2 separate regions of the Homo sapiens genome follow, and region 2 is linked to region 1. Evidence: chromatin loops called from intact Hi-C (ENCODE). Cell type or tissue: HCT116. All regions are shown on one strand.

Region 1 (8,000 bases):
AAACATCAATTACTGATTTAATTAAAAATGTGATATATATGGGAGAAATAGAGGGAAGAAAATAAGGTCACGGTGGAGTGAGGAAGCTAAGTTTTCACTTGTTATGACAGGAAGTCAACATATAGTGCTAAAAATGAACTTAGCTATTATAATTTTGTTACTTGATTTTTAAAAAGATTAAAAACTTTAGGCAAAAATATTTAAGGCAGATATTTATACCACAACCAAACTATTGAAATTTAACTTAAATGTCAGAAACCCTTAACAATTGGGTACACTAAGTCAAAGACTTTCCTGCATAAATCTGATTCTCAGCAAAATAGAAATGATTTAGAAAATCCACAAAAAGAGGCTCATACTAACAGTATTGGGTCCCCATTATATTTTTATGGAATCATGACAGACATACTTTTAATTCAACTGTTAATTTCTTAGCTTTCCAACTGTTTACTTACATGGTTCAAATGGTTGCTCTTCCTCTTTTCTCGCACTAAGAATAAAAAAAATTAGCTGATCAATTCTGATACAAATGCCACAGTATAAAAGTAGTTGCTAATCATCTGATTAACAATATACAAAATGAGATAAAATTCCATTTAAAAAATAATTTCCAACAAAATTCATCATTTAAATCATCTGGCAAGATGAATCCCATAAAATAAAATCTAAAAACTTAGTTTTACTTTTTGAACTGACAGATATTCTATTACATGGAAATGAAAGAATCCCTACATAAAAAAGAAAGGGGCAAAACAAATTATGCTAAATGAGAAATTTAGCTAATAGGTTTCCCTGTTGCATATCTGAACCATCATCCAGCAGTATTTTTTAATTCTACATTTACAGGTAGCTTACTTTAATTACCAAGATCTAACACCTGACAGCTCTAAGAACCAGTTTCTGGCTAGGTGCCAATCTCTAGCTGCACCACAATCACTGCAAACATCCTGAACCACTTACTGGTCATCTACTAGTATGTTACTGAAAAAATAAACGGGTCTTTACACAAGTGGAAAGTAAACTTCCTTAAATTTAAATGTTAAAATGAATGTTAACCTAATTGAACATGGTATATTCAGCACATAAAATCATTTTAACAAAGGCCAGAAGAATAAAAGCTCCAAGAGGGACTTGGACCACGCTTTGTTTCCTATACTGCCTCTTCCTTTGATGCTAGACAAGTATCACAAGCACACACTCCTTACCACTGAAGAAAGAGGAGCATGGGATAGCTCTTCTTTTACTGCTTCCACACTCTGTCTGTGTGAGAAGCCTATGGCTCTGAAAGAAACTGAGAAATACAACTATCCTAACCAGAAATGACCAGCTCAAGACAAAGTCCACACGAGCTTCGAAAATGCTGCTTACAACTCCCCTGCTTTGTGTTGTGCTCCATTACTTCAAGTATTATAGAACCCCCACTTCTTGTATTCTTGCTGTTGAAATCAAATGAAAAACCTGGTTGTATATAGCTTTTTAGCAAATAAATTAGGATTTAACATAATTATAAGGAAGATAAACAGGAGTACAGAAAAATACAACAGTTCTGATTCTCATCCTAAAACAAGCAGGACAAGGAAAATGTACGTAAGTTTCACTTGCTGAGGCTAACCTTCTGGGAAACACCATGGGGCATGTTTATATTTACACTACATTAGGATGGAAAAGTTAATAGCTTAAAAGTTCTGAGTAGCATAAATTTGAATGTGATAGGCTCATGTGGTTAGAGCATTGTATAAAAGGAAGCCAAAATCACAGATTCAATCCCTGTATACGAACTGATTTTTTGTTGTTGTTCAAATGAAACCAAGCTGCAGCTTAAATCCTATCATTCATCTTTAAAATGTACTCTTTTGGAGCAAGGGAAAGAGGTCAAAGAAGTATGGAGAAATATGCATAAATCCATGATACTGGCCAGATGGCTCACGCCTGTAATCCCAGCACTTTGGGAGGCTGAGGAGGGCAGATCACGAGGTCAGGAGTTTGAGACCAGCCTGGCCAACATGGTGAAACCCCATCTCTACTAAAAATACAAAAATTAGCCGGACATGGTGGCTCATGCCTGTAGTCCTAGCTACTTGGGAGGCTGAGGCAGGAGAATTGCTTGAACGTGGGAGATGGAGGCTGCAGTGAGCTGAGGCCACATCATTGCACTCCAGCATGGGCAATAAAGGCACTCCAGCCTCTCAAAAAAAAAAAAAAAAATCCATGTTACTAAATCATGTGGCCAATTAATTGTGTTATAAAAAGGTGGCAAAACCTGTAAATAGGTCTACATGTTATTACTAAACAATCACAACTAAAGGAAAGTATATCACATATTAAAATCAGTGAACATATGAAAAGAAAATTTTAAACTAATACATCAGTTCTTCTAAATACCTTCTATAATACATCCAATAAAATAGAAACAGTTTTCAGTCTTTTCCTTGGAAGGAAAAAACAGTATTGTCTTACCATCCGTTTGAGATTTGCTCAGGAAAATTGTGCTTGCCCTTGGATGGTCAGAAGGGTTTGACTCCAAAGCTAAATCTATAGAAGAGGAGGAAAAAGACGTGACACTTTAGGTGAGTAGAAAAGATGATTTCTGAAATAGATACACATCCATTTTAATCACTTTTAACAGTCTTCAGAGAAGTTTTTAGTAATAAATATAAAGGAAATAAAGACAATACAAAAATACTCCTGGGGAATGCAAAATTGTAGAATCTCTCCACACACGTGGAACAAAAACCAGGCTGTGTCAGAGACTTTTAATAAAAAATCTGTGCCTAAATAATCTGGTACAAATGTTAGATGAATCATACGCATGTCCTCCTCCTTCAACTTATCAAATAGAAATATAACCACACTCTCCTCTCTACTGCTATTACTAGCACATTTCAAGAACAATCTCAAGTAGCAAGTGATGCTGTGGCCAGTTACTGTCAGGCACCAGCTCAATACATCAAATATGGTAAAACAAAGAGTTGTTTTTGGCAAATGTTCTTTAGACAATTAAACGGCTAATTCTAACTCCATTCAACAAGTAAACTAATTTAGTTAGCTGTGGTTTTTTGGGGGGCCATTCATCATGGCAGATTTAAGAGGACTGAATGGAAGTTCTGTGTTCTAACATACAGAAACATGTTAGAAAATGATTAACGTTTGCCCTCAATTTCTCACTTCTTCCTTCTAACAGCATGGTTAATTTGGTGTTTCATCAAGAGTACGTTTTAAAGCAGATCTTAGGGCTGTTTCTAAAAAATTTTGCCCCTATCTATGTCAAGATAAACCTGCCTGTAGTCCACCTTGCACCAAAGTTGGATAATATATTTAGGCAAGACTACAAAACAGACTCTTGAATTTTCATGAAACAAACTTTGCCATAATATGGGATAATAAAAATTGTCACGAGGGGAAAAAATAAAAATCTATGATATTCTTCAGCAAGGTCTTTTTTTTTTTTTTTTTTTTTGAGATGGAGTCTCACTCTATTGCCCAGGCTGGAGTGCAGTGGCACGGTCTCAGCTCACTGCAACCTCTGCCTCCAGGATTCAAGCAATTCTCCTGCCTCAGTATCCCAAATAGCTGGGATTACAGGTGCCTGCCACCACGCCGGCTAATTTTTGTATTTTTAGTAGAGACGGGGTTTTACCATGTTGGCCAGGCTCGTCTCAAACTCCTGACCCCAGGTGATCCACCCACCTCAGCCTCCCAAGGTGCTGGGATTATAGAGGTGAGTCACCGCGCCCAGCCCAGCAAGGTCCATTTCAAGCCACTTATCTTAACCAATCTTGTAAGAAACTGGGCCAAGATCCAGAGTAACAGTTAAGGCGATATTTCCCAAAACTACATATTAATATAATTGCTCTACTTTTAAAAAAGCGATTTAGTGGTCAAATGACAATATACTCTATCCCTGGCTCTTACAAAATCAAAACGCACATTGATATACTAAAAACTAATCAGTCTAGTAGTGATTACTGTCTAACTCAGCATTTCACAAATTTATCTACCTAGAATCCTTTTCTCTCTTCCAAGTAATTTGGTTAGAATCTTATATGAACATAATTTTGGGACTTCCTGGTTAAAATGAATTATGAATCATCCATTTTAATAGTACTGCCAGATCACTAAAAACTTACATACCTAAACCAACTGCTTTGTTCTCCATGGAAAGTCCTTCACTCAACTTTTTTAAACTGCTTTTAGAGGAAACTATTCTTATGTAAAAGACCCACACAAAAATTATGTTTGAAGTTTTTCCACATCTTGAAAAGATGACGTGACAATTTTAAGCTATTTGGAAAAATAAAATCATTTGTGCACAAAATGACAGGCAGAGACTTTCACAGCTGCCTCTACCTAAAGCTCCTTTTTTTTTTTTTCCGAGAGAAGAGTCTCACTCTTTCGCCCAGGCTGGAGTGCTGTGGTGCAATCTTGGCTCACTGCAACCTCCACCTCCCGGGTTCAAGTGATTCTCCTGCCTCAGCCTCCCAACTAGCTGGGACTACAGGCACGCATCACCATGCCCGGCTAATTTTTGTATTTTTAGTAGGGACTGGGTTTCACCATGCTGGCCAGGCTGGTCTCAAACTCCTGACCTTGTGATCTGCCCCCCTCGGCCTCCCAAAGTTCTGGGATTACAGGCGTGAGCCACCACACCCAGCCTCTACCTAAAGCTTCTAAAAGGATTCATGACTACTTCCTTTCAAAAAGAAAGCAAATATACTACCATTTGAATCTAAAAAATAACTAATGTTTACAGAAGAAGCCATATTATGAATCAGTACCTATGTCATGATAAAGTTTAATTAGGAATTTTCAATGAAGTCCAGGAAAATTAAGTACCAAAATCAAAGAGGAGCAGGCTTCACACACACACCTCCCCCGCCCCAAATCAAGATGTGCTACTATGTATTTAAATATAAGAAAACCAAGATGTGCTACTGTGTAAATATAAGAAATATCCAAGGCGGCTGGGCATGGTGGCTCATGCCTGTAATCCCAATACTTTGGGAGGCTGAGGCTGGCAGATCATGAGGTCAGGAGTTCGAGACCAGCCTGACCAACCCAGTGAAACCCCATCTCTACTAAAAATACAAAAAAATCAGCCAGGCGTGATGGCGTGCACCTCTAGTCCCAGCTACTCGGGAGGCTGAAGCAGAAGAATCGCTTGAACCCAGGAGGCAGAGGTTGCAGTGAACCAAGATCACACCACTGCCCCCCAGCCTGGTCAACAGAGCAAGACTACATCTCAAAAAAAAAAAAAAAAATCCAAGGCAACTAGGATAACAGAAATGATAAGATATAGAGAAAAAAGCCAAATAAGCCCAAGTAACAAGCTGGCACTCCCTCAACTCAGGGGTTTTAGGGTGGGCATGTGACTTACAGCTGGCCAATCAATTACATTTCTCTTGGGACTTCCCAAGAACCAAAGGAGAAAGGCAGGGCTGTACTCTAGCACTGCTAGCCAGCCAGGAGCTGCCACCGAGGCTGAGGCAGGAGAATTGCTTGAGCTCAGGAGGCAGAGGTTGCAGTGAGCCGAGATGGCGCCACTGCACTCCAGCCTGGCAACAGAGCAAGACTCTGTCTCAAAACAAAAAAAAAAAAAACAAAAAACTCCTAAGAATGTTTGAAACTAGAAGAAATAGTTTTTGATATCATGGTTAGGGGTTATGTATAAAATTGTATTTTAAGACCCACCAGTTTTGTATTATCAATTTAAATTGCAACTTAATTCGAAAGCATGATAGTATGATGGGGGGCAAGTAAGACAAAAAAAAATTAAACTCAGGTCTTAATATAAACACCCCCCTCAGGGGAAGAAATCTGTAAGATCCACTGACATTGAACACTGCTTCTCCTTGAATCTATCAGCCATCTCAATTTCACAGATGTTAATTAAAAATGTAAAAATATGGAACTTAGAATAAATGAAATGCATTATTACTAAAGGCTAAAAGTGTTAAAATTATGCAATTGTAAACTGTAAAGAAATTATTTTTCTTGTCAAAATATTAAAGGGAGAGGGCAGCAACCAAGAAAGTAACTGACAGAAGCAGCATATTTCAGAGAAAGAGATTGAGTTCAACATATTGATTTCAATATATCCCAATTAAACAGGAGACATTGGCAGTTTCTGGGCCAACTGCTGGGCATCTGTTTATTTAAAGGCTTACTGCATTTACTGACCTGCTCTACCATACTGCACACTGTATTAGTCTTACGGTCCATAACACAAACATTTCAAACCTCTCAACTATGATGTAAACGCTGAGATTTTATCTAAGTTCACACGTTCCACCCATCAGGTAAGTCTTACCTGATGGGTCTTGAGCTGCCCTGCCTCATCTGAGGTCACACAGTACCAGCCAAGCTCCAGTCTCATGCTCACTCATGCCTTGCTTTTGCTTTCCTAGCTTCTGACAATCCTAAATCTGGTTTCCGAAACACTGCTCTACCTCCTTCTATGTCAGTGTTCAGTCTTGCTTTAACTTACCTTCACGCCTCAATCTATGTTTTAGTGATCGTGACTGAGCTGTGACATTTCATATGCTATAGTATACCTTTCTCCCTTTGTGTATTTCTTAATAGCACTTAACTCCTTTTTTAGACTTTTAAGAGTATTTCTGGGTGGAGTGCAGTGACTCACACCTGTAATCCCAGCACTCTGGGAGGCTGAGGCAGAAGGATCACTTGAGAACAGTTCAAGACCAGCCTGGGCAACATAACATAGTGAGACCCCCATCTCTACAAAAATTTTTTAAAAGATTAGTTGGGTGTGGAGGCACATGCCTGTAGTTCCAGCTATTTGGGAGGCTGAAGTGGCAGGATAACTTGAGCCCAGGGATTTGAGGTTACAGTGAGCTCTAATGGCACTACTGTGCTCCAGCCTGGGCGACAGGCAGAGTTGTGACCCTGTCTCATACAGAGAAAAGAAAAAAAAAAAAAAAGTCTGGGTTACAAGTACCTCCATTTCATTTTTCATTATCCAATGTTATTATTTTAACTCTAAAGCTTAATTAACTGAAAAAAAGGTGGAAAAAAGGCAGTATCCAAAGAAGCCCATGAGTCATTCTATAAATTCTAATCCTATATGCCATATATCTGAAATTTACATTCTTGATCTACCAAGCCTTTTTTTTTTTTTTTTTTTTTTGAGACGGAGTCTCACTCTACCACCCAGGCTGGAGTGCAGTGGCATGATCTCGGCTCACTGCAACCTCTGCCTCCTGAGTTGAAGCGATTTTTCTGCTTCAGCCTCCCAGGCAGCTGGGACTACAGGCATGTGCCACCACACCCAACTAATTTTTGTATTTTTATTAGAGATGGGGTTTCACCATGTTGGCCAGGATGGTCTCCATCTCCTGACCTCGTGATCCACCCACCTCAGCCTCCCAAAGTGCTGTAGTACAGGCATGAGCCACCACCACACCTGACCATACCAAGTCTTATCTTTTTAAACCTTGGAAAACTCTTAGTCCCAGCTACTTGGGAGGCTGAGGCAAGAGGATCACTTGAGCCCAGGAAGTGGAGGCTGCAGTGAGCTATGATCACACCACTGCACTCCAGCCTCGGCAACAGAGAAAGACCATCTCAAAAACAAAAAACAAATTAAAAAACCTTGGCAAACTCAATTTACACCTCTCAAAGCCTGTCTTCTCATATGTAAAACAAGTATAATTCTTATACTACCTAACTCAAAATATAGTGAGAATAAAATGAAATGCAAGAGCAATTGCTATAAGCCGGGCGCAGTAGCTCACACCTGTAATCCCAGCATTTTGGGAGGCTGAGGTGGGCAGATCACCTGAGGTCAGGAATTCAAGACCAGCCTGGCCAAGATGGCGAAACCCCTTCTCTACTAAAAATATAAAAATTAGCTGGGCGTGGTGGCACATGCCTGTAGTCCCAGCTACTCAGGAGGCTGAGGCATTAGAACTGCTGGAACCCAGGAGGTGGAGGTTGCAGTGAGCTGAGCTCGTGCCACTGTACTCCAGCCTGGGCAACAGAAC
Region 2 (8,000 bases), 1.0 Mb after region 1:
TAACCAATAAGCAAGTATTAGTTAAGGAGTTACTGCAAGTCCTGCCCTAGGTCGAGTACAGGATTAACTTTGTAATTATATAAAACACAACTTTTACATTGAAATATGTTTTCAAAATTATTATGTATAACATAAAGCAGATACTATTTCTATTCTATAGATGACAAAAATTGAGTCTCAAAGAGTTTGAGTGACTTACTTAAGTCGCCCCTAAAAATGGCAAAGGCAGAGGCCGAGAAATGCTACCCTTCAAATATCTGTTGAGAATGAGAACAGAATTTCTTTAAAATGCCCCCATGTAAACCATCTTTCCCCTTATGCATCCAAGGCAATAAACAGGTGTCCTATATACAAAGAGCTAGGAGACCTGGGCAAGGTGTTTAACCTCTCTAGACCTCAGTTTGGGGTTTTTGTTTTTTGGTTTGTTTTGTTTTTAGTAAAATTCAGCAGGGTAGATCAAATGATGTCTGAGACTTCTTTAGCTCTAAACTTAGGATTCTATTAAAAATTGCCTGGATATATTATAATCCTAACTTTAAACTTATGTTTTGGGATCTCAAAAAACTCAACCAGTAGCTTTGGTTTTTTGGGAGATGAAGAAAGCCATGTTAGAGGGCATGCATTTGCAGATCTGCAGGTAGCAGGAAGAGGACAAAGATTTGGCCTTCTAAAGAAAGAGAAGGTGCAAAGACCATAGAGTGGCCTTAATCCAAGAAAAAAATTCTAGAAGGACATGTCAGCATTTTTGCTCTGTGATAGCCATGGAAGGTTGAAATGAAATTGGGAGAAAACCTGGGTTCTATACTGGTAAAAAACATCAACAACAGGCCAATCTCATTACCCACACAATAACCATTCTCATATACCTGTAGGTAGTTTCAGAGCACAGAGGAACAAATTTAAGGATAGAGCAGCATATTATCCTAAATAAGTTAATCACAGCCATCCAGTTAATGCTTGATAAAGCAGCCAGCATGGATGACTCATCAAATAATCCTTATAAAAATAGTTTATTATGTTGTACACTTCATTGAAAAAGTAAATGTCTTCCCATTTATGTATGTTGAACAACTTTTAAAGTTTTCTAAAAATTTTGCAAGGCCAGGAGGATAGGGTTTACTAGCTCCATTTTTCCTTAGTTGAAGAAACTAAGTCATTTATCCAACTTCATTCAACTAATGTTCATTGAAAAACCTACCATGTACCAGGCATTCTCCTAAACTTAAGTGAGCTTAAGTTTTCAATTCAACTATTAGTACTACTATAAGTAGTAATGGTGGTATGTGAATTCAAACTCAAGCCTCCTGCCTTGAGGAGTGGTGGTCTATTCTAGGATAGTGTGGTCTATTCTAGTGGTTAAAATGGCAGGCCATCAGTTCAGATAGTAACCTGGGACTCAAAATCTTCTACTACTTACTAAGTAGTTGTGTAACTTTGTGCAAGTTACTTAAACTCTCTTTAATTCAGTTTCCTCATCTGCAAAATGAGGGTAATCGTATGAATACCTGAAAGAATTTCCATGGGGATTAACTGGGTCAACACATGTACACTGCCTGCACATAGAACATGCACAAAAATGCTAGCTGCTATTATATCATCCCACATTATTTATTAATATCCTGCCATGGGAGTCAGGGTTGGAAGTACAGCAGTAAACAAGGGTAGCTGAGGGGCGATCTCAAGGTATTTACATTCTCCTGCTCCTCCTCTAAACGACTTTGATCAGACCATCAGACCTTCTGCCATCTGGCCTCAGAAGCTTTCCAAGGTGTTTTCCCGCTGTTATTCAGGGCAGTTAGCAGGTCTGATAGATTTTATGTCCTCTAAACCCTTCTTACTCATCCCAATCTTCGTTACCTTATTCCTTCTCTTCTTTCTACTTGGGATTTTCTTTGCTTTAATCTCCAGCCCAGCCTTCCATGTATAGCATGAGCCTCACTTTCCAGACCACACCAGCCCATAGGGCTCTCCCTCTGCCTCCCTGCTATACCCCTCTTCTCCATGCCTTTCACTTGGCACTTAATCACACATCACCTAATTCTGGAAGTTATTACTTCAACCTTCCATGTCAAAGTTTTGCCGCAAGATATGAAATTTAAGAGCACTGGAATCTTATCATATTTCTTTTTTGTAACCTTAAGAGAGGTGTTGAAAACCCAAATGCTTAAAAGGCAAGGCAAGTGGTATACGTGAAGGAAATAGGACAGGTAGGGACTATAGCTAGCTCAGAACTGTATGTCCAGTCTAAAAGGAGTAGCTGCTGCCTGGTTCTCACCAACTGTCACCATATGAGGACAGAGTTTTATACCACACACACTGCAGTTAGAGAAGAGAATTTACATATCAGGGGAAAAATGTATAGCTCCCTGTTATTTTATAGACAAACAACATGGTCCCACTCAAATATCCTTAAAAGTTACTAACTGATGACTGCTAGGTCTTACTAGCTCCCCACTAACATCACAATAGTTTCCTGAGTATTATGGGACACCCCTCCTAACCAGAGTGTCTCAAGACTCTCTCCGCTCCTTCTGACCACAAAGGGATTTAAGGCTGTCATTTCTCAAAAAGAAAAATTCTCCAATGTTGATGGGTCAAGAAACTTGGCTGTGGTGAGGAATTCCCCTCCTCTACTTTATATCTTTCCTACATACAGACTTCTATAAAATGACGAGTGCTTATTTTTAAATTTGTTATTTATGGCTTAATTTTCCCCAACACCACTCAGGAATACAGGCCCAATATTATCATACCCTGCAAAAGTTTAAGACAAGCCAAAATTTGATTTTATTGAAATCTATTTTTAAATTAGCTATTAAATTCAAAGAATTTGAGTGCATTGTGCAGCTGCACAAAACGCAGCTGCAGATTTAAGGGTTTATCCTAAAGGTTGTAGCACACAGCACCCTGCATATAGAAGGCACTTCGTATTTTGGGAAATAAATCAGACTTCTATACCATAGCGTATATGGCATTAATATAATGCCATTTGAAAATACTATCATATGAAGATGTATTTGAGTAAACAAACGCATTAGAGTCATTTAATAATCCTATAGTTTGGGAGAAACTTTACACTGATTTGGCAGCTCAGACATCTTCTGTATATTTTGGGTTGCTCATTCTCTACCTGGATATTCTTTTTTTTTTTTTTTTCTCATCTACTAGTGACGTAAGCTGTGCTTCTATTTTAACTGGCAGATACCGCTGTCTGAAGTGTCTCAACTTTGACATCTGCCAGATGTGTTTCTTATCTGGTCTTCACAGCAAGTCCCATCAGAAGTCTCATCCTGTCATTGAGCACTGCATTCAGGTAACATTTAATGTCACATACCAAACTATTCATTAATCAATTCAGTATAAGCTATAGCCATGAAAAAACCTTCCCTCCAGTGAAACCACAGATTCTGCTCCTGTCATACATTGCAATATTTAAGACTAAGCAAGTGGCAAACTCCACCTTGAATATCTCCCAACGTAAGTATGATTTCTTCACATTGTATGTCTCAGTGGAAGTTTTTGGCCACAAGAACAGGCCAGAGTTCAGTCTGAAGTGATTGATCAGATACTCTGGAATAGAAAATGTCAGTGAAGAGTTACAGGGAGCAGCACTGGAAATGGGTACAGATGGAAAAGAGAAGGGCTCTGATATGGCAAAAATGATGCAGCAAGACTTCTAGTTACTAACATATTTTTGGAGAATTTTTCTTTTTTAACATGTCTTTTCCTGAACCCTAAATTTCAAATATTTCTTCTTTAGGAAAAAAGAAAGATTATTATCTCAATGTTGACTGAAAAAGTATACAACTAAAACTTCACAGCTGCCTTTCAAATTTTTTAAAATTATAAATACCTAGCAAGTGAATTCAGTTCTTTGTAAGAAGAGAAACAGCATAGTACATTTTAGAAAAAAGCATTCTATTTTTTCCCAGAAAGAACATTTTCTTTTCATTACTAAATTCCAGTGAGTAAGTTTCTTCACACAGATGGCAACCTCCTCAAATACCACAATAGCGAAGGATGTTGACTAATTAACTTTGCCAAGGATAGTTTTCCCTCCTTCTCTCCTTTACATGAATGGCCTGCAAAAGTCAAGTGCCTGAATCTTGCCAAATAATTTCCAGTGGGCATTGCCTTACCCAGGTCCTCAGGTTCACAGGCCTAGGATCTACCTTCCTAGTGCTAAAAGTCTTGGATTTGTTGATGTTAGAGTGACACCATGTGGCCACTTTGTTATTACGCTTTAAATTTCAAGTGCTGAAACCCTTGAAATGAGACATCTCATTCCTTCTTTGCATTTGGTAGAAGTTCTTAACTTGGGGTGAAATAAATGGATTTCGGGTGAGCCTGTGAGTCCACTGAAATTGTATGCAGAATGGAATGTGTGAGTATTTCGCTGGAAATAAATCCATGAGTTATCATCCAATTCTCAAAGGCATCCACAACCCTAAATGTGAGCAACCACAGGCTTAGTCCTCTTTGATGCCCTCCTCTAGGTGTAGAATGCCAAATGACGGGGTTACTCTAAGGAAGAGGACTTATTGAGGGGGTTTGGGGTGTTTAATTTGGAGACTTATGCTATTTCTATGAGAATGTGAAGAAATTCAGGGACAAGAAGGAGGTAAGATTATTTTTCTGAGGACTTAAGAGAAATAATTCCAAAAACTTTCATGGTGGCCAGTCCATCCAAGTAAGGAAGGAAGACCACACGTAGACTGATCTGACGCTTTTTAAAAATGTTGGCCCTTTCAGCAGATGTCAGCAATGCAGAATACAAAACTTCTCTTCAGGACCCTCAGAAACAACCTTCTTCAGGGGCGCTGTAGGAAGAAAGAAGCAGCGAGAAGGCAGCAGCTGCTGGACCAGGTGAATCCAAAGGGTGTGCCTCACCATGCGCAGGCCAGGTGAGTGGCTGCGAGGATTGGCTGATCCCACAGAGCAGCCACCAAGGGCCCTGGGTGTTATGGTAACCGGCCAGCAATCTTTCTAATGCTGAAGATCCTAGACAAGGCAGGAGGAGGGGTGAGGGTTGGACTTCAGATATTTTTTTCCTCTAAAAAGGGCCTTTAATTTCAAAGTAGAACTAAGAGGCCACAACACCTTTTGGTGACCCATCCAGATGTTTAGAGTTATTTCTACAAATGAAACCATCAGAAAGACAAAGAAGATTTTTAATATTAGAATATTTGAATAACTTTGTTATATTCCTAGTTTTTGCTGGTTTGCTTTTGGAAGGCTAATTCAGAATTAATACTTTATTTAAAAAAAAAAAAGGAAAAGAAAGACACTCAGCATACCACCACTCACAGATGAGTGCTGTTCACATTTTAGTGTGAAACAGAGATTAACCAAAACAGGGATTATGCTATAGATACAATTTTTCATTCTTAGTTCCCAAAACATCATTTTTAATGGCCTTACTCTCTTCCTTATAAGAAAATGCCACAATTCACAAGCAATACATTATTGAACATTTGGCTATTTCCAAATGTTGCCCCCCAAAATTCTAGAGTCAACATCTCTATGCATGCATTTATCTAAATATTTTTATGTTTTTATTAAGGGAAAACTCATTCAATGAAAATCATTGAATAAAAAATTGCGAACTTGGTTAATCCTCGAAATTCAGAATGCCAAATTGTGCTCCAGAGGGGCACAGCCTGCCACTTCCAGTATATGCATCACATACCTGATCACCAACCTAAAGATGACCTTTAAAAGGTTTTTGTGACCTTCATTTTTGAAGTAGCCACTTCTTTGTAATTTAAAATAGCAGAAGATAAAGGAGAGAAACACTTTTTTTTTTTTTTTTTAGAGACAAGATCTCACTCTGTCGCCCAGGTTGGAGTGCAGTGGCACAATCATAGCTGACTGCAACCTTGGATTTTGGGACTTAAGCGATTCTCCCACCTCAGCCTCCCAGGCACATACCACCATGCTCGCTGAATTTTTATATTTGTGTTTTATAGAGATGGGGGTCTCACTATGTTACTCACAGGGGTTCTTAAACTCCTGGCCTCAAGTGACTTTCCCACCTCGGCCTCCCAAAGTGTTGAGATTACAGGCACGAGCCACCATGCCCAGCCTCATCACTTTTGAGAAAAAGAAATATTTATTCACTTCCATTTTGCCTACTAGGACTATAAGAATAGATTAGTTTAAATCAGATTGGTATTCATTTGTTAATTTCTTTTATAATTCTCTAATCTTTTCTCAGACATCCAGCAGCAAATCTCCATCTCAATCCCAGACCCCTATTTCTGTGGTCATTTTGTTGCTTTAAAGTTTGTTGTATTTTAAAATATGTTTTTATGGCTCTTTAAAGGATAAAGTACACAATGACCTCACAATTAGATGCTATCTATTATTCCTATGTCACATTTACCTATCAGGTTGTTAATCAATATATGATTAAAGTTAGATAATTTGGATATCATCTTGATGTATATCTTTAATATTGCACATAGAATTTAAATTTAAAAATAAAAACAAAGATATCAGTTTCCAGTTTATCTTTATTCTTAAAGCCAGCTATTTTTACCTTTCACTAGGAAAGTAATGATAAAATGTTAATCATCTATATATATATTGGATACTTGAGATCTTGCCCAAATTTCTATATTCCCATAGTCACATCACAAAGATCCATATATATATTTTTTTTTTAAGATGGAGTCTTGCTGTGATGCTCAGGTTGGAGTGTAGTGGCACCATCTCGGCTCGCTGCGACCTCTGCCTTCTAGGTTCAAGCAATTCTCCCGCCTCAGCCTCCTGAGCAGCTGGGATTACAGGCACCTGCCACCACAACTGACTAATTTTTGTATTTTTAGTAGAGACGGGGTTTCACCATATTGGCCAGGCTGGTCTTGATCTCCTGACCTCAAGTGATCCGCCCATCTTGGCCTCCCAAAGTGCTGGGATTACAGGTGTGAGCCACCGTGCCCGGCCTCCATACTCTTATTTGCATTTCTTTTGGCTACTGAAGTCAGACTGATCTTTTACACATTTTTGACACAAATGTGACAGCACTTCTCACCCACTCATCCCTTCCAAATCCTTATGCCTTCCTTAAATCAAATTCCTCCATCGTTTTCCCATCGTTTTTAGGCTAAAAATGAAAAGTTGTAACGTGACTTAGTCTTGGTCCTTTTGGTCCACCATCTTAATCTCTCCAGCTTCATTCCTCCTCCACAGTCTCTGTGTTCCAGCCCTGATTCTGCCTCACATATGACTAAGCCAGATCTATCCCACCCTTAAGACTTTATTTTAAAGGATTTGTCATAGTTTGTAACTACACATTTATTTATCTAACTATCTGATTAATGTCTGCCTTCTCATTTGGCTAAAAGCTCCATCAAGGAATCTGATTTCACTCCCTCTTGCAACTCCAACACCTGGCTCATAAAGTCATACAAACAATTCAATCCATCAGCAAATCTTGTTGGTTGTACCTTCAAAATAGATTTGAACTCCGAGTGAGTCTCATTATTTCTACTGCCACCACCTCAGCGGTCCCTTTCTCCCACATTGTCACATGACCTCCTAACTGGTTCCCCTGCTTCCTCCTCGGTCTCCCCATGGTCCACTCCTGGTGCCACAGGCCCTTTTCAGATTTTGGCCAGATCATGTCACTCCTCTGCACAAACTTTTTTGTGGCCTTCCCTCTTCCAAGAAAGTCACAGTCCTTCCAGTGGCCTTTAGCCTGGCCCTATAAACCCTGTTCCCCACCAGCTCTTGGTCCTCCACTGCACCTCTCCCTGACTTGTTCTGCTTCAGCCTCACAGCTCTCCTTGCTGCTCCATGAATACACCAGGCATGCTGCCACCTCGGGGGACTGGCAACCCTAGATCACCTCCCTGCGTGGCTTGACTGCTCACTTCCCAAAGACCTGCCGAGGTCTTTGCTCAAATGTAGGCTCATCCTGAAGGCCTTTCCTGACAACCATTTACCATTCAACCACTTTCCTCACTCTGGCACTCCCAGTTATCCTTGCTGGCTCT

Evidence for each region. Hi-C counts contacts between places; a loop is a spot of excess contacts. Peaks named below come from ENCODE experiments on the same cell type or tissue, not always from the same donor. Only the 100,000 strongest peaks of a DNase experiment are listed, where the experiment ranks them.
Region 2: a loop joins it to region 1, with 3 times the contacts of the local background. A loop is called at or near these places in 3 of 110 quality-filtered maps.

What each region holds. Positions count from the first base shown.
Region 1 is chr2:207,719,332-207,727,331 of GRCh38, reverse strand. CCNYL1 (cyclin Y like 1) reads right to left here. Exons shown (of 10, transcript NM_001330218.2): 2 at 2,458-2,532; 3 at 456-490. Among named protein-coding and RNA genes, the nearest start is that of CCNYL1, 12 kb to the right of the region's middle. In HCT116, no CTCF peak of the experiment used is centred here; a DNase peak (open chromatin) is centred at 3,751; H3K4me3 peaks cover 1,261 bases; H3K27ac peaks cover 2,895 bases.
Region 2 is chr2:206,690,079-206,698,078 of GRCh38, reverse strand. It overlaps DYTN (dystrotelin), which reads left to right. Exons shown (of 12, transcript NM_001093730.1): 8 at 3,202-3,313; 9 at 4,756-4,904. Among named protein-coding and RNA genes, the nearest start is that of DYTN, 24 kb to the left of the region's middle. In HCT116, a CTCF peak has its summit at 4,229 (motif pointing left); a DNase peak (open chromatin) is centred at 4,198.